Regions from separate parts of the Homo sapiens genome. Here all the other regions are linked to region 1. A link is a loop called in an ENCODE intact Hi-C map of the cell type or tissue named here. Cell type or tissue: gastrocnemius medialis. All regions are shown on one strand.

Region 1 (8,000 bases):
CTTCAGCCCTTCCACAATTTTTTCTGCACCTAGTTTACTAAAGCAATCTTTCCCCAAACTAAACAGCATGGTTTCTCTTTCCTGCACCGAACTCATGTAATGCCTTACTTGGATTATTTGACTCTTAGTAATTTCCTTTCTTTCTGTGTGGTTGAATTCCAGACAGGAAGGAATCATATTTATTTATCTTATCTGCCCCCCATAATTTCTATCCAGTGTTATACTCACAGTGTGAAATCAGGAAAGCAGTTTGATTAGTGTGTATTTGGCACTGAGTAAAAACTTTCCTGATGAATAAAAAGCTTAAAAGAAGGGATAAAAAACAAAATAGAGACAATCCTCTTCTCTGGTTCTCCCTCATCTTCAGTGTGGGTCTGCACATCTGAGCTAGGAGTAAGAAATTGACTCTAGTAGAAGCTCTTGTGAGACTTCCTTATCAGCGAGCTCAATCATACTCCCCATCCCAGGTAAATGGCTACGTAATGTATCCAGAACACCTTCTTGCTGAAATAATCTCAGTCGGGCATTTGGCTCTAGATCCCTATTTGCTGATGACCCTCAGGTTTGCATGTTCAGACCCAGCCCCTCTCTGAACTTCAAATTTGTATAGACAAGTGCCTATGTGATATTTCCATTTGGATGTCTAATATTCATATTAAATGTATCATGTGCAAAACCAAACCCTTCTTTCCCTAGCCCAGTCTACTTCTTTCATTTTCTTTGCTTCTTAGTAAATGCCACCACCACCCACTCATGTATAAAACCTGCAAAATAACCATTAATTTCTTCCTTTCCTTCAACCTCCACTGTTAGACTATCAGCAATTCTGTGTTTTAACTTGAAAGTTGATCTAAAATCCATCCGCTTCACTCTATCACCTCCATGTCCAGCTTGGTTCAAGCCATTATCATCTCTCATTTCCTAGATGGTTTCACTGTTTCCAGTCTTTCTCCCACATTTTAAAACATAAATTGGATCACGACTCTGCTCTGCATAGATCAAGACCAATAGCTTCTCATCAGGATAAGATCTATACACCTTACCCCAGTGAACAAGGCCCTACGTGATGTGGCCACTGCCTCGTTCTCCAAACTCATGCTATACCATTCTCCTTTTGCTATGGTTGGAATATTTTGTCCCCTCCAAATTCATGTGTTGGAAGCTTAATTCCCAGTACAACAGGGTTAGGAGGTGGGACCTAATGGGAGATGTTGAGGTCATGAGGATTCGGCCCTCACAAATGGATTAATGCCATTATAAAAAAGAGTTTATGGGTTTGCTCTCTTCTGGTCGTCAGCCACATGAAGAACAGTGTTCCTCCTCCCTGAAGGATTCAATGTTTAAGGAACCATCTTGGAAGCAGAGACATGCTCTCACCAGACACCAAACCTGCTGGTGCCTTCATCTTGGACTTTCCAGCTTCCAGAACTGTAAGAAATAAATTTTAGTTCTTTATAAATTATCCAGTCTGTTGAATTCTGTTACAGCAGAATACTACAGGACAAAGACGCCCCTTTTTCATTATACTCTGTCCCTAGGCCTTCTTTCTGTCCTTGAATTGCCCAAGTTCATTCTCACCCCAGGGTCCCTTCCACTTTCTGTACCTGTGCACTGGCTGCCTGTCTGCATGTCTAGTTCTTGTCATCTTCCAGATCTTAGCTCACACGTCATTTTCCAGACATGTTTTGCTTGATCATCCCATCTTAAGTAAGATTAACAGTGTGGCCCTCCAAGTCACCCTGTTAATTTCCTTTATTGCATCCAACACTATCTGAACTACCTCATCTGCTTCCCTGCTCCTTTTTTGCCTGTGCCCACATACCAGAATGTAACCCTCATTAGGGCAGGACAGAGGATTTGCCTCGCTGCTACATCCCAGCACCTGAAACAATGCTTGGCACATAACAGGCTCTCAGGAAATATTTGTTGAATTAATGAATCGTTGAATATGTTCTCACCCAAGTTTTTTAGACTTGTTTTAAAGAGTGGGAGGATAAAGTGAAATAAGTAGCTCTAAGACAATTATCAACTTCACTCTATAGGAAAGGAGAGAGCCTTGCTGAACTGAAAGTGACATTGTCGTTGCTTAGGTATGAAATTGACACTATTTCTGAAAAAGTTCTTTGGTGTTCTTTATTTCAGACACAGCCAGGCCTGGAAAATAGGGGATTCACTGTGTGTTTTGTGCAGAATGGATAACAAAATTAATAATAACATTAGTGATAACAGCTTATATTTACGTAAGTGTTTGCTGTGCATTGGGTACTGTTCTAAGCATTTTAATCCTGATAGTAACCCTTGCTTAGGTACTGTTATTAGTCTCCTTTTAACAGATGTGTAAACTGAGGCTCGGAGAGTTTAAGCCATGGCTAGTCAATGTCAGAACTCTGATTCTCACTTTGGGAGTCCGGCTCCCCAGACGCTGTGCTGCCTCTACTAATAAATACATCTTTTTGATCATGGTGCAAGTGACTGGTGAAATCGATGGGCAAATTCGACTTTCCTTTAAGGTTTGCCAGTAGGTCTGAATGCTCCTTAGAGACCGTCTTGAAACGTGTTAGCCAGCCCAGAAAGCCTGTGCTTGGGGCTTTGGAGTCCAGGGCTTCCAGGCAGAGCTCTATGCTACCTTCCTTCCCAGTCTCTGGACACCTATTTGAATCTCTCTGACTGACACATTTCCTTGCTAAACCTTTACAATCACTCAGACTCAACCAGTGTCGGCATTCTGGTCTGCCATGCCAACGTGACACCATGCTGGGTACTTGGGCATGCGTGGTTGGTATTACCTTAGGTACCTACATTTTTTGCTCTCCCACCTTCCTGTGGCATCTATCCCATTTTTGGAATTAGTGTGCTCCCTTCATGTTGCTGCTTTGGATTCATCAAATCTCTGAAATAACACCTGGCCACTACCTCTACTTTAAGGCTGGCTCATTCGAGAAGGCCTGTTTTAAAAGGTCAGTGTTGTTATTAGTGGAGAACAGCAGTAGCAAAAGCAGAACAGAGTCGGAGTATCAGTGCTCTGGTCAGAAACTCCCTGGGGATCGGAGCAGAAGAAAGAGCATGGAACCCTTTCTTGGCACATTGCTGGACCATGGACTTGATGCAATAATCTGTAAAAGCACACCCATAATACATGCAGTAGTCACAGATTTCTTCTCCCTCCTGCTGGAATACTGAGTTGGGAAAATCTTCCGAGCCTGAGCTGGCATGTTGCTAGCGAGGCAGAGATTTCAGGTGAGAAGTAAATGTGCAGAGCGGATGCAGTGACCTTTCTTATTTGCAGTGTTTTCATTCTGCAGCTTGCACGGCAGGGACCCTGACATCAGAGGCTCTGATGGCCCGAGGCTGTGTTGGAGAGGAGATAAATTAGCCTGCCCTACTTCCAGAGGCTCGAGTAATCTACGTGCAGCACGGAACCTGGGCAGGGCAAGATGTGTGTGGATGAGCGACCTCTCGTGGCTGGTAGTGGGAGCTGCATCGCCTGTTCCGACCGGCTGGAGGAAAGTAGAGGGGACCCTGGGTCACACCATGGTCTGTGTACCCAGTCCGGTCCTGGGTGTTAGGGAGGATTCAAAGGAATTACACACAGGCAAATCTAAGGAGCTTATCCTCTGACCTGGGGAAATAAAAGGAACATACGGTTTCTCTATCGACTTGAGGTCATACGAGTTTCCTAGAAGGGAGAGACCCACACGGATCAGAGTAATCCAGGAAGCTGAGCCTAGAAGGATGATTGGACTTCAGATAAAAAGAGGGAGGGCATTCTGGGATAGGAGAAGAGCACAAACAAATCAGGCAGGAAGAAAAACCTTGATGACATAGAACAAAGATTTTGAATGAAAAAAAAAAATGTTGAATAGTTTGGGGTTTATAGATGCAACTGAAAACCAAGCGATGTGGTAGGGAAACCAGGAATAGAAGGTCCTGCCCTCATAAGCCTTCGTAAAAGACCTCCTCAGGTCTCCGCTGCAGAAAAATAGCCTCACCACGCAGCCTGGGCTGCTCTTTCTGCCCCAGCGTTTGGTGCGTTGTGGACCTATCATGACAAAATCAGGGTTGCAAGCTCAAATGCCACCGGGGCCTAACAGTTAACGTGAATGCATAAAACAGACTGGGTGGGGGATTCTGGCATTTCCGAGATGTCGACTTCAATTTTAAATTTTTCGGTGACATTTAGACAGCCTAGAGTCATGACTAGGATTGGAAGTAGTGGAGGCTGTAACAAAAATAGGAGGGCTTGGGCCTCTTTACAATAGGCAGCAATGACTCAGCTCTGGCCGGTGCTACCGTCAGGGATATTGCCAAGTATTCCAGGTATTCAGTAGAAGCATATACATTATGTAAAATGTAATGGAAAATCTCCCCATGTTTAAATGTTGGATCGACTTTTTTTTTTTTTTTTTTTTGAGACAGAGTTTCACTCCTGTTGCCCAGGCTGGAGTGCAATGGCAAGATCTTGGGTCACTGCAACCTCCGCCTCCCAGTTCAAGCAATTCTCCTGCCTCAGCCTTCCAAGTAGCTGGGATTACAGGCGCCCATCACCACATCTGGCTAATTTTTGTGTTTTTAGTAGATAACGGGGTTTCACCAAGTTGGCCAGGCTGGTCTTGAACTCCTGACCTCAGGTGATCTGCCCACCTCGGCCTCCCAAAGTGCTGGAATTACAGGCATAAGCCACCGCGCCCGGCCTGGATCAACTTTTGAAAACATAGTATGGATCAGAAAAACCATTTGGCCTGCAAATTGTCACTTTATAAATGGGGATTTGGATTAATCAGGTTTATTCTGGAAAAGAAAATTTTAAAACACTGAATTAAGTAGATTCTTATGTTTGGAGGAGAGCTATGGATGCTGGTGGCTGCTTTCATTTCTTTTTGGTGAGAGCCGAAAGTGTTTTTTCTCTGATGGGTTCCTTGAAAAGGGCTCGGGCTGAGGTCAGGAGCCTTTTGCTCCTGTTGTCTCTCTGCCTCTTGTTAGCAAGTTGGGGTAACTTTTCTGAGTTTCTGTTTACTCATCAGTGAAATTGGCAATCTAATTCCAGGTCCTTTTAGCTCAAACATTCTGACTCCTAAGGCACCATCTAGATCTAAAATGCCACAATTCTTATTCCGAGCTGGAAGCACATGTGCTTTCCAGCTGACCTCACCTTACCTTATGCTCAGAGAGAGTTGCATTTTGTGTGCTAGCCTCCTGTGATCCTTCAAGAAAGGCAGTGTAATGTAGCAAAGTCATCGTCAACCTTGGCCACACATTGGAATAAACTGGAGAGTTCTGCAACAAACCCAATGTCAGGCCCCATTCTGAACCACCCAGACAAAGGGAAGTGGCCTCTGGGGATGGGCCCCAGGCATGGAGCTGTTTTCATGACTCCCTCAGTGAGTGTCATGGGCAGCCAGGATTGTGAATCAATGGTGTGGGCAGAAGTAGGCATTTGACCCGGTCTCTGGAATCTGAAAAAGCTGAGCAGCAGCAATGCACATTGGAATCTGAGGCAAAAGGGAAAATGTGGCCTCCTATACACACTTATCAAAACATCCACCCCTATTCTGAACAAAATGGAAAAAGTTAATAAAATCTCTACAATCAGAAATCAATGACTATATATAAAGCCTGTGTTGCCCAATCTGTTCATGCACTATTGTCAACACTCATCAACCTGGCTGGGTACTCCATATCCATGTGATGCCATGGAGCCGTGGACTCATCAGACAGGCTGATTCCCATTGCACAATAATACAGCGTCATAAATCAAGCCAAGGACAGCAGCCTGTCGTCTTTACTTAAAATGATGAAAGTTTGCTCATTATGGGTATTCTTGCATTCATCTTAATTTTTTCAAATACTGAATTCAGATATTATTTATCTTGATTACTAAATGTTTTGCTGCTCTCTTCAATTTTACACCCACATTGAGTAACTCACTCATCCCTCCCTAATCCTGGGTTCAAATGCTGTCTCTGCCTGGGTAAGTTACTTAGCCAGTCTAAGCCTCCACTTACTCTTGCATAAGAGGCAATCTTAACCTCTTTTATAGAGTTGTGAAGATTAAATGAGGTAATGTAGTAAAGAGCTTAGCACCAACTGGGAGCTCTCGAATACACTAATATGTGTTGGCTAATGTTACATACAAAGATTATGTAATACTATGGTTATCATAGGTGCGATTTGTCTGTTTATTCCAAGACAGCTGGCTCACCTGGGGTTTCCCAGTTCTCTGTGGTTATAGAATTGGGGGTGTCTCAACATCATAAACTGTCTCCAGCCAGTGCCATCTAGATTAGTGGCATTCAAGCTCTTCCACACAAACCCCCAAATCCAAAAACAACCAGTTATTATTCATAGCCAAACCATGACTATATAAATTGACTAAAAGGCATAATTATTTTAATCTATTCTATATATTTGGCTCTGTGCAAATTTAATTTTAAAAGAAACGTAATCAATTTGAAGAAAAAGTTACATATACTTAAAATGTTTGAAGACTACACTTCTGGATCGTGTTTTCAAAGTTTAATGTCCCGAAGATTCAGCTGGTGGCCTTGTTACATGTAGATTCTGATTCAGTAGGTGGGTGGTGAGGCCTGAGCCTCTGCATTTGGAGCAAGCTCTCAAGTAGGACTGGCTACATAATTTGTGGAGCCCAGTGCAAAATACAGGACTCCTTGTTCAAAAATCATTAACAATTCCAAGATGGCGATGACAAAGCACTAAAGCAAGTGGTTAGTGGTTTAGTGGTTTCTCAAATCAACAGGAAAAATACAGAAACGCCAATAGAAATTGGACAAAAAGTATAAACTATAATTTTATGAAAACGCAGAGCTGGGCAAAGTAGCTCACACCTGTAATCCCAGCACTTTAGGAGGCCAAGACAGGCAGATCGCTTGAGCCCCAGAGTTCAAGACCAGGCTGGGCAACAGTCTCAAACAGTTCCTGAGCGCAAAGCCCTACACCTCTGCTCAGGTCATGTGCCAGGAAGCCAGTGCTGCTCTCAGGCAATGCTGATGTTGCTGGTTCAAGGCATACTTTGAGTAGCGAGAGTCAAAACATCATTGTCCAAGAGAACTTTTTGTGATCACGGAAATATGTTCTATCTGTGCTGTTCAGTACAGTAGCCACTTAACCACATGGGGCTATTGAGCACTTGAAATGAAGCTGGTGTGACTGCAACGAACGTTTTATTGAATTTTAATTAAATTTAAATGGCCCCATGTATCTGGTGGCTGCTGTAGCAGACAGCACTATTTGGACGTCAACTTTGTCCAGCAGGACAGCTTCTTACTTTAGCAAATTGTCAGTTTCCAAGTTGACTACAGAGCATTACAGTCAAGGGGGGTCAGACCAGATCCTTTTCTTTATGTTTTAATACATCTATTTAAACTTAAAAAAAAATCTGACAGGTAGTAAATGCTACTCCAAATAGTCTCATGGAAAAGACATGGCCCAAGCTGGCAGATAATAATTTTTCACATGTACTAAATATATATATATATATATATATATATATATATATATATATATATATATATTTCTAATTTACTGTAGAAAATATTGGCAATTCATATGTTAAAAGTTTCTTGTCTCCTCTCATAAGAAATGATTGACAGCCTTTAAGTGCTGTCTGTGTCTCTTAAAACAAAAGTGACTGACATTCTTCAAGCAGACACACTTTTCTGCAGCCTTGGATGTGACTTGCTCTCCCTAATGTGAAGGTGGTTTTCAAGCATCCTTGCTGCTTCTTAGGCTTTTAACCCTCTGTGGTCAGACGCCTTGTGGCTGGTAGTTAGAATGAGCCTGTACAGGGAGGCAAGACCCGCCTGAGTGCCACCAGGCCTGCTATGATGAAACAAAGAGGTACTTCAATTCTGAAGGATTTTTTTTTTTAATTTGGGCTGAGTGAAATCTCCAAATTACTAATCTCCAGAGGGGTTTTCTGATTTCCAAACTTTGTTCAGGACTTTAAACTTTCTTTTTGAAACAGGATTAGTGTGGCACTCAGT
Region 2 (8,000 bases), 120 kb before region 1:
TAATCAGTTTTTTCCATTACTATTATCTTGTAATAGTCAGCATTTTACCCATTCTCTTAAAAAATACACTTTGGGAAGGTAATTTGATTTTTGTGAATTAATTTTTTAATTAATTAGAGTTTAAAATGTTTCTAATTTAACTTATAGTTTATTCATTATGGTTTTAGTGCAATACATACAGAGAAGCCAAACAATCTTCCATCCCCACATCACACATACCTAGGTCAACAGCCATAAATAACTGAGGCTGTCATCCAGGTGGGCGGATCACGAGGTCAGGAGATTGAGACCATTCTGGCTAACATGGCGAAACCCCGTCTCTACTAAAAATACAAAAAATTAGCTGGGCGTGGTGGCAGGTGCCTGTAGTTCCAGATACTAGGGAGGCTGAGGCAGGAGACTGGTGTGAACCTGGGAGGCAGAGCTTGCAGTGAGCCGAAATCACACCACTGCACTCCAACCTGGGCAACAGAGCCAGACTCCATCTCCAAAAAAAAAAAAAATCACTGGGGAAAAAATGCCAAGATAAAACTGAAAATCTCAGGTCGATTTATTTTATTTAATGCAAAATCTGAAAAAAAAAAAATCTAGAACTTCATGTAAAAGGCTATTGCTCAATTAAAACAGAGCAAAACAAGGGGTGTTTTCTGAAGGGTGCTCCCTGATGGAGGTATTTTGGGATGTGTATGGCTCCCTGTCTTGCCTAAGTCTGAAAGTGAACAGCATTTTCACTGTAATGATGTAATCATTGCCGTTGACAGATTGGAGATAAAAAAATTTAAAACATGGACATCGGACCATTTTTTCCCTAGGGCAGAAGTCTACAGTTCTGTAGATAAATACATTTTCTCCATATGCATGCATTTTATTCATGTCCTTAGCATGATTGTGTTGACACACTAATATTAGGTTGGTGCAAAAGTTATTGCAGTTGTTGCAATTAAGAGTAGTGGCAAAAACTACAATTATGTTTGCATCAAGCTAATATAATTAATCTGGCCTATTGGAGAAATAAGCAGATTGCTCACATTCTTAGAAAAAGAGCACCTGCTTTCATTCACTGATTTTGTGACAGCTTTGACGACAATAGCAAAATAATTATAGTAAGAAGCCACTAGCAGGCCTTAGCATTTGCATCGTAGGGTCATAATTGGACTAAAACTGTTAAGAAGCATGAGAAGGTCAGCTTTCCACTGCCTTTAGCATTTGTGTAACACTGGGGAAGTATTAATGCATCTGTTATTTTAGCTGGGCACCAGCCATTCAGAAAGCTAAAAGCAGCCATATCTAAGCCTTTTTAAGTTTTCTTAGCCATTGACTCATGCCTTATCCCCTCAGTTGATGGCAACCTGACTTTAGCCAAGCAAACAATATGCTAACAGCACAAACAAAATTGGTCCCTCTCCTTTTTAGAGCTGAGGAATATACTTAACAAAACCTGTGTATTTCCATGCACATAAGTCCCTAAGCACTACATTTCAGTGGTTTACACATCTAATAACGTCAGGAGCTACTCTTCTACCCAGGCTGTAAACCTAACCAGAGCTATTTTGGCATAACAGATACAGTTTGCAGGGAGATTTAAATATGATTGTGGCTCATAACTGTCAACAAATAACACAAAGCCTTATACCCTTCATCAGAAAATCTGAATTTCAGGTGTAAAAGTTTATCGAGGAGCTGCTCCATCTGCCAGGATTGCCTTGCAAAATATGGACAGACATCTAGTTTCTTTGTCCCTGTGTTTTGGAATTTCCAGGAAGCTGGCTTTCCACATTTAATTGGGAAATGAGAAGGGCGTTGGCGGCAGCATTGCCTGATGGGAAGCATCATGGTAGCTTGGTGGGAGGGGCTTTGTTCTCCTTCCAAACCATCCCAAATGAATGAATAAGCAGCGTGCTTGCTATGCCAGTGCAGCATGGAAGTCTCCTACCCACCTTCAGCAGGTTGCCTTTCATTAGCTCCCCGCTACAAAGACATTTTGTGGTGAAAGTAAAGGCTGACTTGGTGAAGTTATTGGCAAATGTCCTGAACCTCGACCTCCACCTAGAATTTCCCACTCACATACAGTAATAGAACAAGCCGGAATGAGTACTGAGCTATGTATTTGCATGAGGCTAAGTCTAATTTTAAATTGTGAATCCATTTGAGCTGTGCAGCTCACTTGAGGAAGGATGGAGGATTGAGCAATGCATATGTAGAGACTCACTAAAATTTGTTATGTAAATGAATCACCCATACGTACAAGCACTGTGCAACTGTGGTGAACTCGGCACTCACCATCCCTATCCTCAAGGGTCTCTTGGGCTAGCGAGGGACAAGAACAATGGCAATTCCAAAGCATTCTTTGACAGAAAAACAACAACAACAATAACAACAAAACTAACACACGATGCTATAGTATCAGGCCAGAGGGACAGCCAACTCAGGTGTGCAGAAACTGGGAAGATTTCAAGGGAGAAGTTGCATGGAAGTCAGATCCTGAAGGATGTGTAGACATTAGTTATGGGTAGAGAGGAGGGAGGAATACTCTAGGCAGATGAAAGCCCATGCTTAGCGATCTGTTTTGAGGTAAGAAAGGTGAGCAAGACATGGTCACAAAGGGCCTTGCAAAGTCGTGTTTTGAAATTTGGGCTTTATCCTATGAGCAGTGCTTAACCCATTGAAGGGTTTAAGCAGATCAGTGATATGATCAGAATCAGATCTGGGTTTTTTAAAAAAATCATTCTTTGTTTGAAGCTTATTTCATCAGGATCCTCTCTACCTAACATTTTGCAAATGATGATGACTATACCTGAGTGCATTATTGTCTTTTTTACAATATGGGAGTATAACATTAGCATTATTATATAAATGCATGCCACCTTATTTTAAATGACCATGATGCCGATAAAATAATAAAAATAACCACAATAAAATTTGTTGAGTGTTTACTGAATGCCAGGAACTGTGCTAAGCTTCTTATAAATTTTCAAATCTAACCCCTTTGAAATAAATCATGTTACTGCCCACTTTGTAGATAAGGGAATAGTAGATAAGAAGCTGTAAGTAACTTGCTTAGGTCATATGGGAAACATGGATCAAAATTGCAGCGCTGGTGGTCAGACAGCAGAGACTACGCTGCTCCCCACTCTCTAGACTACAGTTCCGCTCCCTCCTCTCCACCCCCTCCAAAAGAAAAAGGTGAATGATCACATCAAAAATAGTCCATGAAATTAGCTGGGAAGTAATTTTCACCAGAATGATTGATCCAAATATGCTGGGTGGACATCATGACCCCGTTGGTATGTGTGTAGAAACTGGGTACCAGCTTAGTCCCTTGCTGAAAGGCTGTTTGTCATACTCTGGTGCAATGGTTTAAGGAACTTCAAATTTAACTAATTAGCAAGAAATAACGATAATAAAAACACTCAGACTTAGGGACATTGGAATCTCTTCATCTTAATGAAAAGAATCTTGTGGAAAAGGAACAAAAACTATTAAGAAGAGTGACAAGATTAGCCTGTATTGAGGATGAAAAAGTGTGAATCACAGGTTAAAATAACAAGTTTCCTAATACCATTGGATTGTGGATAGGATCTGGGCAATTTGGCCTGTGGTGATCTCACCTATGTAACGATATTACAAGCATAAAGAAGATGTCATCCTCACTAAGCAACTCAAGTTGCTTCTCCAGGATGTACTTCCTTCCTTAATTATGTTTTACTAGTGCACGCCCCTATTTGGGCAATCACATGTCACCTCTTAATCTCATCGGTGATGCTTGCGTTAGAGGAAGATAACAATTGCACTCTCATTAATTGCCTGCTTATCTGGGCTGACATTTCCAAACCCACACAGGGAGCCCATAACTTTCTGTTCAAGAATATTTTAGTCCAACTAAATGAGCATTTCACTGTTGACATACTAAATAAAAGGGTTGACTCACTCGTTACCCTGGAACCAAGGCTGTATTCTTAGAGGGTGTCACCTTACAGAGCCCTGGTGTCCTTAAAAAGAATCTGCCTGTTCCTGAACTCTCATGAAATTCTATATTCCAGCCTTCCGAATCCCAGAAGCCGGCTAACTGGTAAAAATTGAGAATGAGATGCTGGCGTGTGGAGAATACTAGGCATGATAGGCTAAAGAAAGGAAAGCCCTTCTTCGGCAATCGCTGGATTTAACGTCTTATTCAGGGACCAGACTTGAGCTGGAAGGAGGGGAAGATAAAGTTTGGTTTTCCTGTGACTGACTGGCTGTGCCCACAGAAACAGAGGCCTCCTCCCGCAGCCCCAGCAGTTGCGGTCAGGGAACCTCGTGCTGTGTTAGTGGCTGTGCTACTCTTTGTACAACAGCCCTGTCTCTCCAGCTCTGGCTGGAGCACAGGCCGCAAATAAATTGCTAACATTTAAGTGCATCTGTTGCAAAGAGAGAAGCACAGAGGACACTGGGGAAATTTCGAACCAAATTTCAGGACTGAGCTCATAAAAGCATGCACCATCTGTGGAATTTTGTTCATATGCATCACTATAATGGGAGGGGGGCAATAGAGAAGGGAAAAAAGAGACAGATAAAGGATTGAGTGGTAACTGGATTTCAAACTGAAGTGTCTCTTCTCAGGTCGGTTCTCAGGTGGCATTTGGGCCAGGCAGGATCCTATCTTTCCTTACACTGAAGGGTCTGGCCGTGGGGATCTAATTGCATGAATCAGCAACCACAAATTCCTTCTGCCCCTGTGTCTAAACACAATTTCCCCCTGCCCTCCACCCTCCATCTGCCCCCCACCCTCCATAATTTACTGATCCTGTACAAAGATTTAAGTAAGACTTTCCATCTTTCTTCCTGCTGCTTTGCTACTGCCCCAGGCTGAGCTGAGTCTAACTCTTTTCCTCCCATCATCCGTGTGGCAAAAAAAAAAAAAAAAAAAAACTAAACGCAAAAACAAAACAAAAACAAAACCCTGATCATTTTCTGATAAGCACTTTACATTTCTATAGCGCAGGAAAAGGGAAGTTCCTTCAGAATCCCTTTATAGATGATCGCTCTCATTGTCTAACAAGCTTTTCATTGTTTGTAATTTTCATTTCCCTCCACAGTTCAGGGCACTTTGGAAAAAAACTCTATTCAGCACTTTTCCACTCATAATTCACGAGAAAAGAGTCATGCAGTATAATAAGGATAATTAGCTCTGACTGAAAATAATAAGCTTGGCACCAGAGAGCCCCCCCATGCACACAGTATCCATTTATCGTTTTGTGTACCCTCTGTCAAGGCTAATCACTACTCCTGTAATTACTAACCTGTTGAAAGGACAAAGGAAAATGCAATGCTGTACTTAAATAAATAACACTGCTTCTTCCCATATCATCTCAATAAAACTCTTTTAGAACAGACTCTTTCCTTACAATTTTAGAGTTTAAAACTGCTGTTGTTTGTCCTCAAAAATATGATTTGCTATTGTAAGAATGATTTTCACTGTGTATGCATGGAAGAGGGGTTGCATTGCTTTAATTTAGATTCTTGTAAGATAAAGATAGCTGGGAGTGATGATCTCATGTTTAATAAGGCTCAACATTTATGTCGCGTGCTTCCTTTTCATTAATTTGTTAACCTTGGCGCAGTGTGGGAACAAGCACCATGTGAATGACCATATGCTTCCCCTGTTATTGTATCTTAATCCAGACCAGCAGACACTTGTAGTTTCCCTCCTAGGAGAGATGCTGCTGGTCATGCCAAACCTAAGTGGAGAAAGATGTAGACTAATAAAGTCCTCTCTCTTTTCTAGGAGTGATGCACCCTGGGAAGGATTAAAACACAGGTTCCGATTGTCATCCTTTTCATTCCTCATTTATCTGCCTGTCCCGCCTGATCCTACTAATGATTTTTTCTCTTCTGTACACGCTCTGAACCTTGTCTGCTAGGAAACAATTCATGTTCTTTTGGACTATGCATAAAGAGGGTTGTGGATGTTGGTGTTTCAAGATAGTGAAGTCTGTTGTCTCAGCCCACCCTCTCTCTAAACAGAATTCTCAGTCCTCAGAAATAACCTTCTTTCAGGTTTACACAGAAAGAAGTATCCACATCAGACACACAAAGTTAGCTTGCATTCATTTCTGGGATCCAAATGGTTCATCTCTTATCAAAAGACGAAAATGAGAAATGTTGTTAAAGAGATTGCTGAGTCATTGTTATGAATCTGTAAAGAGTTACAGAGAACAAGGAAGGTTCAAAAACTGGGGTGTCATTCTGATTTCCAGAAAGGAAGTGAAAGTGAATTCTGGCCAAGATGCTAGAATGGATTATTTAAGAGAAGCAGCAATGATCACTAGGAGCTAGCACTGGTTCACTAAGAACAAATCATGTCAAACACAACTCATTTCTTTCATCGACAATATAACCAGGCTTATAGATAAGGAAATAAGCTAGATTTTTGACCTTTGTTTTCCGTCTATATTTGAAGCTTCATTAAGAATCTCACAAAATCATAATATTCTTGTGGAGGAACTGGCAGATTATTAGTGGAATATTAGTAATAACCATTATTATTAGTTATTACCCTCAAGCCAGAAAAACTGGAGGTGTTCAGGGAGAAGAAAACAGGGCAATAAGGAATTAGATACTATATCCATGAGAAACAACAGGGAAAAAGAGACTTTTTAGGGGGGACAGAAAAGAAAAAGTGTCCTGGGTGATTGGACTTCCGTATGGAACTGTGAGTAGCACTTGGACCACAATGGCAAAAAGTGACAGGGACCTGGATTCCAGCTCAACCATCAGAGCTATCCAAAGATGGAATGAGTTGCCTCTGAAGGTTCAGTGAGTGCTCCATTACTGTAAAATCACAAAGGGCTACTTTACAACAGAGTAGAATTTCATAGTTTACAAAATCTTCACGTAACTCCTTGTCTTAAATCTTTTCCAGGCAAGCTGAAACCTGAGGCTCTATCTGAAGCTCAATGAGTTTTAGGAGAACTGGTCTAGTCTAGGGCTCCTGGATACGGATCAAAAAAGGAACTGAACATTGCATTTTGGATGAAGGCCGTCTTGGGAAGTTCCAAAGTAATCTGAAAAAGATCTTATTGGAAACGGAGATAGAGGAACAGCAAGGACCTCGCCAGAAACAATGTTAGTCGCTAATGCTGAGTGATGCTACTGCTCATGGGATGGAGGAGTGGCCACTGTCTACTGCAACCTTTGGAGAGAGGGAGGCAGCCTTCTGAAAGTCTACACTAGACTTCCCTTGTCAACAGCAGGCAGAGAGCTCTTTAAGACACTGAGCCAGTTCCAAAATTATCACATTTTATCCTCATAACTACCCCTCTGGGTGAATAGGAAAAGCACTTGTGTCTCCATTTTTCAGAAGAAGAACCTGGAACCCAGAGAGTTGGTGTAAAATTTTCCAAGCCACACAGCAAACATAAGGCAGAGCCATACGTACAACAGCGTAGGTCTTCTGCCTCACTGCAGGCTTCATCGCACCAAGGTCAATATGAGAACATAGGGAGCAGATAGATACGTTAACACAGACAAATGGATCTTGCCACCCTGGCATGCTCTGTATTCTTTTCCTCCTGCCCTGATTTCTATAATTTGTTTGACTGCAGAAAACTGCAACATCTTCTGGGTCTCCCCATTGATCTACTTGTACCTATCTGATATATTTTTGAGGTAGAGTTCATAATGCTACCAATTCTTTTTATTTGAATCTGTCTCAAAATCATAGTGTATAGACGTTCATTTGCTCCTGCTTATAATTACAGACTAAAAGATATTATTCAAGCCTCTAAGGAGTTGGACGTTTGCAGCCACTCAGACAATTTATAACTGTCAGTCTAAAGTAAGATGGTGAGTTCTTCATTAGTCTGGAGTCAGATCCCAAAGTGGAGGGTGGGCCCAAGTGGTTAGGACTATTTTAGCTTACCAAGATACCTGGGCATTATTGTAATTATTTTGGGAGGAAAACATCCCTTTACTATATTTATGTCTTTAAAAGAAAACAGTTTTGGCTGGGCATGGTGGCT
Region 3 (8,000 bases), 230 kb before region 1:
AAATAGAATTAAATTGAATGCAAAATGAGATTAGACAAAAAGATGTTTAAAGACCCTTCTGATTTAAATTTCATGAATTACAAACTGCCTAAATACTCAAACTGTTATTGATTATAGCTGATATTCATGGCTAAACTCCAGAATTCACTGATACATTAATAATGAAATGTATTCCTCTCTCCTTAATTTCACTTAATGTGAGCATGTTCAATCTACAGCTTTGATTTCAGTGTTTAATTTTATTATCAAAGTATTAAGAATATGCCTACCTGGTAAGTTTTTAGAAACATAAAGGAACTGACAACTTTGGGAAATATATACGTTCTGAAAGAACGAAATTAAGGCATTTGCTTTGTGTTCTTTCTTTAACAGTTCCTAATCTCCCTTCAGTGTATTTATTGGGCATTAGTTGTTATCTAACACAACAGTTCTCCTAGTAGAATGAAATCAACCTTAAAATAAAGAGCTTTTCAGGAGTAAAAAGAGGCTGTTACAAAAGAAAAATGCTAGAGGGGAATTATCTTTATATCACATAGTAATTTACATCTTAGAAACTTAAAGTTGTATCATAGCTGTACAATTAGCCAAAACTGAATATATTTTATGAGATACTGATTACTCACAAGAACAAAGGGAAATCCAATTGAAGGATTAAATTCCTGTCAAAACCAGTCACTCATGTGTCTGCACGTATATCGCAAAGTGTTTGTGAATTTGATGCATATTCCAGGTATAAATCCCCTTTCCAGAGAGCAGAAATTCCTAATCTGCCACACTTCAAACTGAAATAGATTCATCAGCATTTCGGGTACATACGAACAGCTCCCCAAAGCCATTAGCAAAGGTTATTTGTAAGTGGAAAATCAAGAGACATAAAGATTTCAAAGTCAAAATGCAATGTTATTTAGTTTTCTGCAGCACATAACAAGGCAAAAACTTTCAGTCAGAGAGAAAAGCAAAAGCAAGATCATTGCTCCTTCACAGAGACTGGTAAATAAAGAATGTATGCACAAAACACCTGGATTTGCTTTCCTGTTTCCTTGCCAGTAACTTTTTTTATATGATTATCTAACAGTCAAACAAACCTTCAAAGCAATGAATTACGCATAGACACACAGACACACTCTCACACAAAAGAGAGCAAAGCTGATGCTATTTAAATATCGTGAAATATTTTCCTAACCATGCACAGATGGAAGTACAGACGTTTCTGCCAACCGCCTGGTTCAGAAACTTTGCTCTATTTTTAATTATTTGGTTCAGAGGACCCATTTGTGATTAACTTCTGTGTTGCATGGCAAAGGAAGTAAAGTTCCTGACCCACAGCAAAGAACACAGAAAGAAGCTTAATTATTTTTAAACAGCTAGTGTAATATTGTAAACCATGTGTAGAGACAACTAATTTGTCAAAGACCAGTTGATGACTGTTGCAGTTTGAAGCTGTAGGGTGTATGAAGAACAGAAAAATCCAAGGGAACTTTAGTAAGTGATGCCAAAATGAATCTCATAATGACAAATAGATTTTCATCTCTGAGAAATAACAATGGAGCAAGAAATAGAGAGGAAGAAATTAATAGTGTTGTAAGGCCTAATCTCATTAGCAGGAGAAGTTTCAGTTTTGACTAGGAGCAGTGAATGGAATGCCAGCAGCCTTAAGCACAGGAAATGGACTCAGATGCAAGAAGTTGGTCAGGAAACTCCAGCCATAATATTCAGAATAACACACTAGAATTTTAGCTGAGCAAGATGAAATCCCAGAAGAGAAGTAGAAAGAGAAGCGATGGTTCAGCAATAAGACAGAAAAGATGGTCAAGGTATAAACAATGAACAGGTTGGAACTGTTTGGAACTGTTTTATATTTTTAAGTGCTGTGCATTTACAAAACAAAAAAAAAAGTAGTTTCTAAGTAAGAAAACAATAAACCCAAGTAGCAAATTAGTTATAAACACAGAAAGAAAACAAAATAGACGGCATCCAGTTAAGAATTTTGAAAGCAGAATAGGGCTAAAACCTAACAGAACTTTATTCCTCGAGAAGCTTTCTCTTGATCAATAGCCCTAAAATTTTAAGACATTCTGTATTTAAGTCCTTAATGTACTTGGAAAACCTCAGAGTCTACTGAATCATACAGGCCACGAAGAGCCAAAATATTTCAGGAGTAATAGATGTTGCTAAAAATTACATTTGCAGCGAATCCAGGACCAATGCCAGAATGATCTGGGAATTTAAAAAACAAAACAAAACAATAAACACCTAATTTCTCCTTGAGGAGAGTAGAAATGGAGAATAAAAACAGAACTTCCTTTGCTGGGGGCTCTCAATTCTGAAGCTCAGTTCCTTAAACCGCTAACACTGGCTATTAGCTTTCAGCTGGGCTGGTTGACATGGCAAGACCCTTAGAAGGGCACATCCATATTTGTGGGTAATTATGGAATTTCAACAATTGGAAGCAACTCAGGGAGCCATCATGAGGAGAAGAAAAAAGGTAATCTGTTTCAGAAAGTCCAAAATAAAGTGACTTTATTATATACATATTCATATTCCTCCTCTATTATGCAAATAGGTGAAGTATGTGTATGGGTGTGTGTATTGGCAAAAGACTAGAATTTTAAAAAACCAGGATTTTAAAAAAAGCACATCTATGACTGAATTATTTATAGTTGCAAATGGCTTCATAATACCAACCTAGTATTATTACTGCAGGCACTGGCCCTGGCTTAGAAATGTTATTTCATTTAGAAATGTTTCTATTTGTTGTAACACTAGCCACTGTGATGGGGTTTGACCCGTGTCTTTGTCCATAAAACAACCCTATAAGATATGTAAACATGAATTCAATTTTCTTTAAGTGAAAGAAAGCAAAAATATGGTTGTCAGAACAAGAACTGCTTTCTGTGGGATATTCTAGTTAAATGAAAGCTATTCAACTTGAATCAATTGCTGTATCCATTCTCCAATACACAGCAGATTTATATTTCAGAAGGTTTTTGACAGAGAACAAAATGTTACTGAAATATCTCTTCCATTCCTTTTGTCCTACATAACATTCCATGGGCTGAACTCCCAACGAGGGGCATATATTTGTCAGCTTCTGTTTGCACTTGTTCTATTGTAGTTTGTCTTTGTTGCAAATTTTCCATTTTGACCCTTTCCTGACAAAACATTAATATATACATTTTGGTTGTGTTACGACTTGTTAAAAAAAAAAAAAAAAAAAACCCTGACATTTTTATTCTGTACCACCTTGAAGCACCCATAACTTTTTAAAATAAGCCCTGCTATTTAAATCAGTGATCAAATTTTTTTTGTATCTGCTTATGTAAACACTAGAAATCCAGGGAGAAAATTCTTCCAATCCAACAATCCACACATTCCTACACAAAACCAATCACTTGAGTATTTAAAAGCTAGATCTGTGGCGAGAGACAGGCTAGAACTAGCACAAACAAGTCTGTGCAAGATGAATTTATCCTCCACTGCCTCTACTCCAGGTCATCCCAGGACTATGCCTGTGAGCTAATGCCAAGATGGAAAAAAAATGGATGGGTGCCTTTTTTCTAGTGTATTTGTGTAAAGACTCCCCAAGAGCTCAAGAGGGAGTTGCTGCTCTGCAAATGACAAAAGGTGTGTAGCTGCAAGCCAATCAGGCAGAACATTTAACATCGTCCTGGCCATTAATGACTAAGCCTGCGCCAGCTCAAAAGCGGTCGGAAACAGACGTCAGACTATGGGACAGCTAAAACATTGATTCTCAGGGATGTCGTCCAAGAGGAGGTCTCTGAAGCTGGGTGTCATCCTTTAGGGTGGCCCAGAATAAAATGGTGACACATTATGCCTCCTGGCGAGTTCATAAACACTTTGAACGGCAAAGACACCAAGTCCCGGGGACTTCCAACGAAGATCTTGGGGCAAGAAGAGATGTCCACCAGCACTTTCTGTTCTGTGACCTGTTAGAGAGAAACATTCTTAGCTACTCCATCACCAAGCAAAAGTCCCTGCCAGGCTGTATCTCCTTGACTCCTGGGGGAAAAGCTGTAAAGAGATTGAGGAGGGCACCTAAGAGAGAGATAGATGGCCTTTGTCTTGTTTGCAGTTTCACTAATGAGGTTTCCAGATATAAAATCTGGCTTCTGTCAAGTCTAAATGTGAATCAGATTCTGAGTATTTCTGCAACTAACAATATGGTCACCAGCAAACTACTTCTGCAAAGAAAGAAAAGGCTTCATAATAGTTATTGCTTCTGGCACCAAGAGATGGACAGTGTATTTTACTAAAAGATTAGCCACTAGATGTTGTAACAGTAGATACTTAATTATTGGGGAAGTAACTCATGGTTTTTGCAGATACAAATGTCCAGCACCAGCTCCTTCTTGCCTAGCAGAATAAAGCTGATTCACAGGTGGCTGGAAGAGCTTCTTCTAATCTCTTCTGTAACATCTAGTAGAAAGACAGCAGATACCTACACAGAGAAATGATCTGATTGTACAATCTTCCCATCCACAAGGACTTCTCAGAGCAGATGACATTAAATTTCAAGATTCCATATATGAGATCAATTTGATTTCCTGATGTTTTCAACCTTGCTGTCATGGGTGCATTAAAGGAAATACACCTCAAAAAGCTCAACTTTAAAGGTGCAGTGGCTGCAAAATGAAAATCATTCTCTGTTTATCCATCAAGTTTAGGCTCCGGCACTATAAAAACATCTAACATATAATTTTTTATTTATTTATTTATTTTTTTTAGAGACAGGGTCTCACTCTGTGGCCCAGGCTGGTCTTGAACTCCTAGCCTCAGGCGATCCCACCGCCTTGGCCTCCCAAAGCACTGGGATTCGAGGCATGAGCCACCATGCCCAGCCTCTAACATCTAAATTTATAATGAAGCACTGTTTCAAGGGGTAACTGGGAATTGCACATACCCAAGGGATTGGACTCTTGCATTTCTTCACCATTCCAGCTCCATCTCAATATTGTTCTAGGGGGCTAACTCAGTTAAGCAAAGACATGTCTTTTCATCCTACAACTTCGGAAACGCAAATAATTTCTGGGGTATCTTGGCTGTACAAGGAGATGGAGAAGAGAGCTGAACTACAAGTCAGAAAATCAGGTTTACAGCACAGGCTACATGTATTTCTAACCACTGGAATCTAGTAAATCAGTCAACCTCGTAGGTTCTGTTTTCTCCCCTAGAAAATGAGGGTACTTTTCTACTCAAGCAGTCATTATGACTATCCACTGAAACAATTTATCTAAGGCACTCTGAATTCTGTGATGTGCTATTATCAGCTGAGGCAGACTCATGACACATTAACCACTGCACATGGTCTGGATAACTGTGGTTTTAAAGGCTGTAGTTACTAAATCAGAGGCTCAGACTGCAGAATACCATCAAGAGAAAGGGTACTTTTGACTAGTCCTACAAGAGAAACAGGAAACACAGGACTTTCCTCCCAGTATACTCTTTGAAGACCCTGGACATTTAAAATGAGAAAGTTTTAAGAACACTTTTTTTAAAGGAAGTCTCATTTCTTGAGACTTCAGGGCAAAAAGTTAAATTAAGTGCACCCTTCAGAGACAGAAACTTTGCGATTTCAGGTCACCGAATGTTCTCTGTACAGCAGGACAGCCAACAGCTGTGTTTGGTCATTTACACATATTAAAAAACCCTCCCTCCAGGACTTAAAGATGATATGAACTGTGTCATGGAGTTTAGTCTGAGGAAGGCTCATATACTACTGGTGAGACCCACATTTCAAGGTCCTACTCAGAAAGACGTTTCTTCATTTTAATGTTGTTTATTACTCACATTCTGCTAATCACTAGGATGACTGAAACAGCTTTGCAGCTCGCTGGGAGGAAAATTAAAGAAAGTAGTCTTCCTCCTTTTATATCTGTTTACACAGATTGTTAAAATAGTACGGTTCATTTGGACGATGTTGAGATGGAAAAAAAATATAACTTGTTCCTTCTGAAGAGTAGAGAAAGGTTCAAGGGGTTACAGAGGCTTAAACAGAACAGGAAAGCCAAAATAAAACACCGAAATTTGGGCTTAGATGCCATCACCATATTTCCTTCAAACTCAATAGAAAGCAAAGTTGTATGGAAAGAGATTTTTAAATAAATAACCATGGCATTTTTTTCTTCTGTCAATACAATAATAAACTTGTCTTATGGGTCTATGACCACTTACAAAAGAAAAAAAAAATCCAAATCAAACCAAACAAAACTGCTATCTTTTGAAAAGTATCAGATCAGACACCAGAAAGGCAGCAGCTGGGGAACACATTCTTTCCCACTTCCTTAGATGAAGGCTGTCTCCCAATAAAAGCCACAACTTGGGGTCATACTTCTCTCTAGTCTGGGTTGCAGTGACCCAGGCAGCTCCAGAGGTGAACTGGACACAGAGCCTGGAAAAGGGGAAGAATAATCAAAACAAAATTCATCCAGAGTCATTTCTGCCTCCCCTTGGAACCTGCCAGGGCAGGGCAAGGTTAAAAGGGCCTTAGGGTACTCTCCTCTGGGGGTGCTGCAGCGGTCAAAGGACCCAGGGCTTCAGTTTCCAATGGGAGGCATTTCCATACCTGTCAGAATCTCTTAACAGGTTCTGACATATGGTCCAACATATGGTCGCTCACACCATCAACCACAAATGCACTCCCTCCACCTGGAGAAGGCGTCCTCACCTACCACCAACAGTGCAACTTCGAGATGAAGTCATTTACAACCCAGAGGAGATGGATGGTCACCCGGCCGGCCAACTCAAAAGGGCACAGATAAGATTAGATGGACCTCCTACCCCACCGGTTTCATACTTGACGAGCAGGGTTTGCAGAAGAAGGTTTCATGGTCACCCTACCCCTTTAAGCAGTTCTCCTTTCCATGTGGTACCTTAACCTAAATCTAACCAACCAACCTCACTTAGAACTTCAGAACTACTCTCTTCCAGATAAAAGTATCTCCTTGGGATAACTATCTCACTAGAAACTTTCACCTGAGTTGCAGAGTATGACCACGAGAGCACTTAAAGGAGACTGATCAAAGTCAGAAAACAGATGTTAAGAACGTGAACCTCAAATTCATTTATTCATTCGATGCAATAGCTGCATTTCTAAAAATCTTCATATAATCGAAATTCAGTAGGAATTTTTTCAATGAGGAGGAAGACAGTCTTAGACGTTCAAAAACAAAAGCATTTTTCCTGTATTGAATTTCAATAATAATAGTGTTTTGTGTGGTTATAAGTGCAGTACTATAAAACTTAAATATGATTGAGCGAATTCAGCACTCTATTACGTACAGCTTTCTTTCCAGAAAATTCATCATTGGACCTTTCTTTCTCCTTAGCACAGGCTTCTTACACATTTTTGTCACCTTTTCACTCACTGTGTGATGGACAAAGCACAAAGCCAGTGGAACAAACAGGTGCCATAGCTTTTTCCACCACTGTGGTTCACAGGACCCCATGCTGGTTCCTGACCACAATTATACACACCACAATTATATACATCACAGTCCATATTAATAGATGGAATCACATCCAATTTGTAACATAAGCATCACAGGGGGAATGCCCGTATGTATTGCCCATTCACTAGATGCCACATACTGGAAAGAGGGCAGTCCCTCCTATCGCTGGGCCAGGAAAGGGGTTGTGAAGTATTATACAAGGGGAAGAATGGGGTGCTATGGGAACCCAGAAAAGGTAGCAAATAACATAGTCCCTAGTCCAAGGGCTTCGTGAGGAAGAGACTCTAAGCTGAGATTTCAAGAATGAGGGAAAGGTAGCCAGACAGTGCAGAGAGAGGAGCTGGGTTCTAAGGAGGAAGAACAACATGTCTAAAGGCTGGAGCAAAAAACAGAGTATGGCACTTGAAGGAGGAAGTGCGATGGGACCGACGTGGGACGAATACAGGGCAACATGTGAGTGATGAGGCTGGAGAGATAAGGAAGGTCCTCAAAACCTATGGAGCCAGGCTAAGGATTCTAGACTTTATCCTG

Evidence for each region. A loop is a pair of places that touch in the nucleus more often than their neighbours do. Peaks named below come from ENCODE experiments on the same cell type or tissue, not always from the same donor. Only the 100,000 strongest peaks of a DNase experiment are listed, where the experiment ranks them.
Region 2: a loop joins it to region 1, with 3 times the contacts of the local background. A loop is called at or near these places in 4 of 110 quality-filtered maps.
Region 3: it touches region 1 in a loop (16-fold over the local background); 5 of 110 quality-filtered maps call a loop at or near these places.

Annotation. Positions count from the first base shown.
Region 1 is chr6:16,961,619-16,969,618 of GRCh38, forward strand. No RefSeq gene overlaps it. Among named protein-coding and RNA genes, the nearest start is that of STMND1, 140 kb to the right of the region's middle. In gastrocnemius medialis, a CTCF peak has its summit at 3,458 (motif pointing left); a DNase peak (open chromatin) is centred at 3,433.
Region 2 is chr6:16,845,813-16,853,812 of GRCh38, forward strand. No RefSeq gene overlaps it. Among named protein-coding and RNA genes, the nearest start is that of ATXN1, 88 kb to the left of the region's middle. In gastrocnemius medialis, no CTCF peak of the experiment used is centred here; a DNase peak (open chromatin) is centred at 4,299; H3K4me3 peaks cover 679 bases; H3K27ac peaks cover 1,778 bases.
Region 3 is chr6:16,735,972-16,743,971 of GRCh38, forward strand. The region is part of intron 2 of ATXN1 (ataxin 1); the gene reads right to left. Among named protein-coding and RNA genes, the nearest start is that of ATXN1-AS1, 21 kb to the right of the region's middle. In gastrocnemius medialis, no CTCF peak of the experiment used is centred here; a DNase peak (open chromatin) is centred at 3,690; H3K4me3 peaks cover 939 bases; H3K27ac peaks cover 6,552 bases.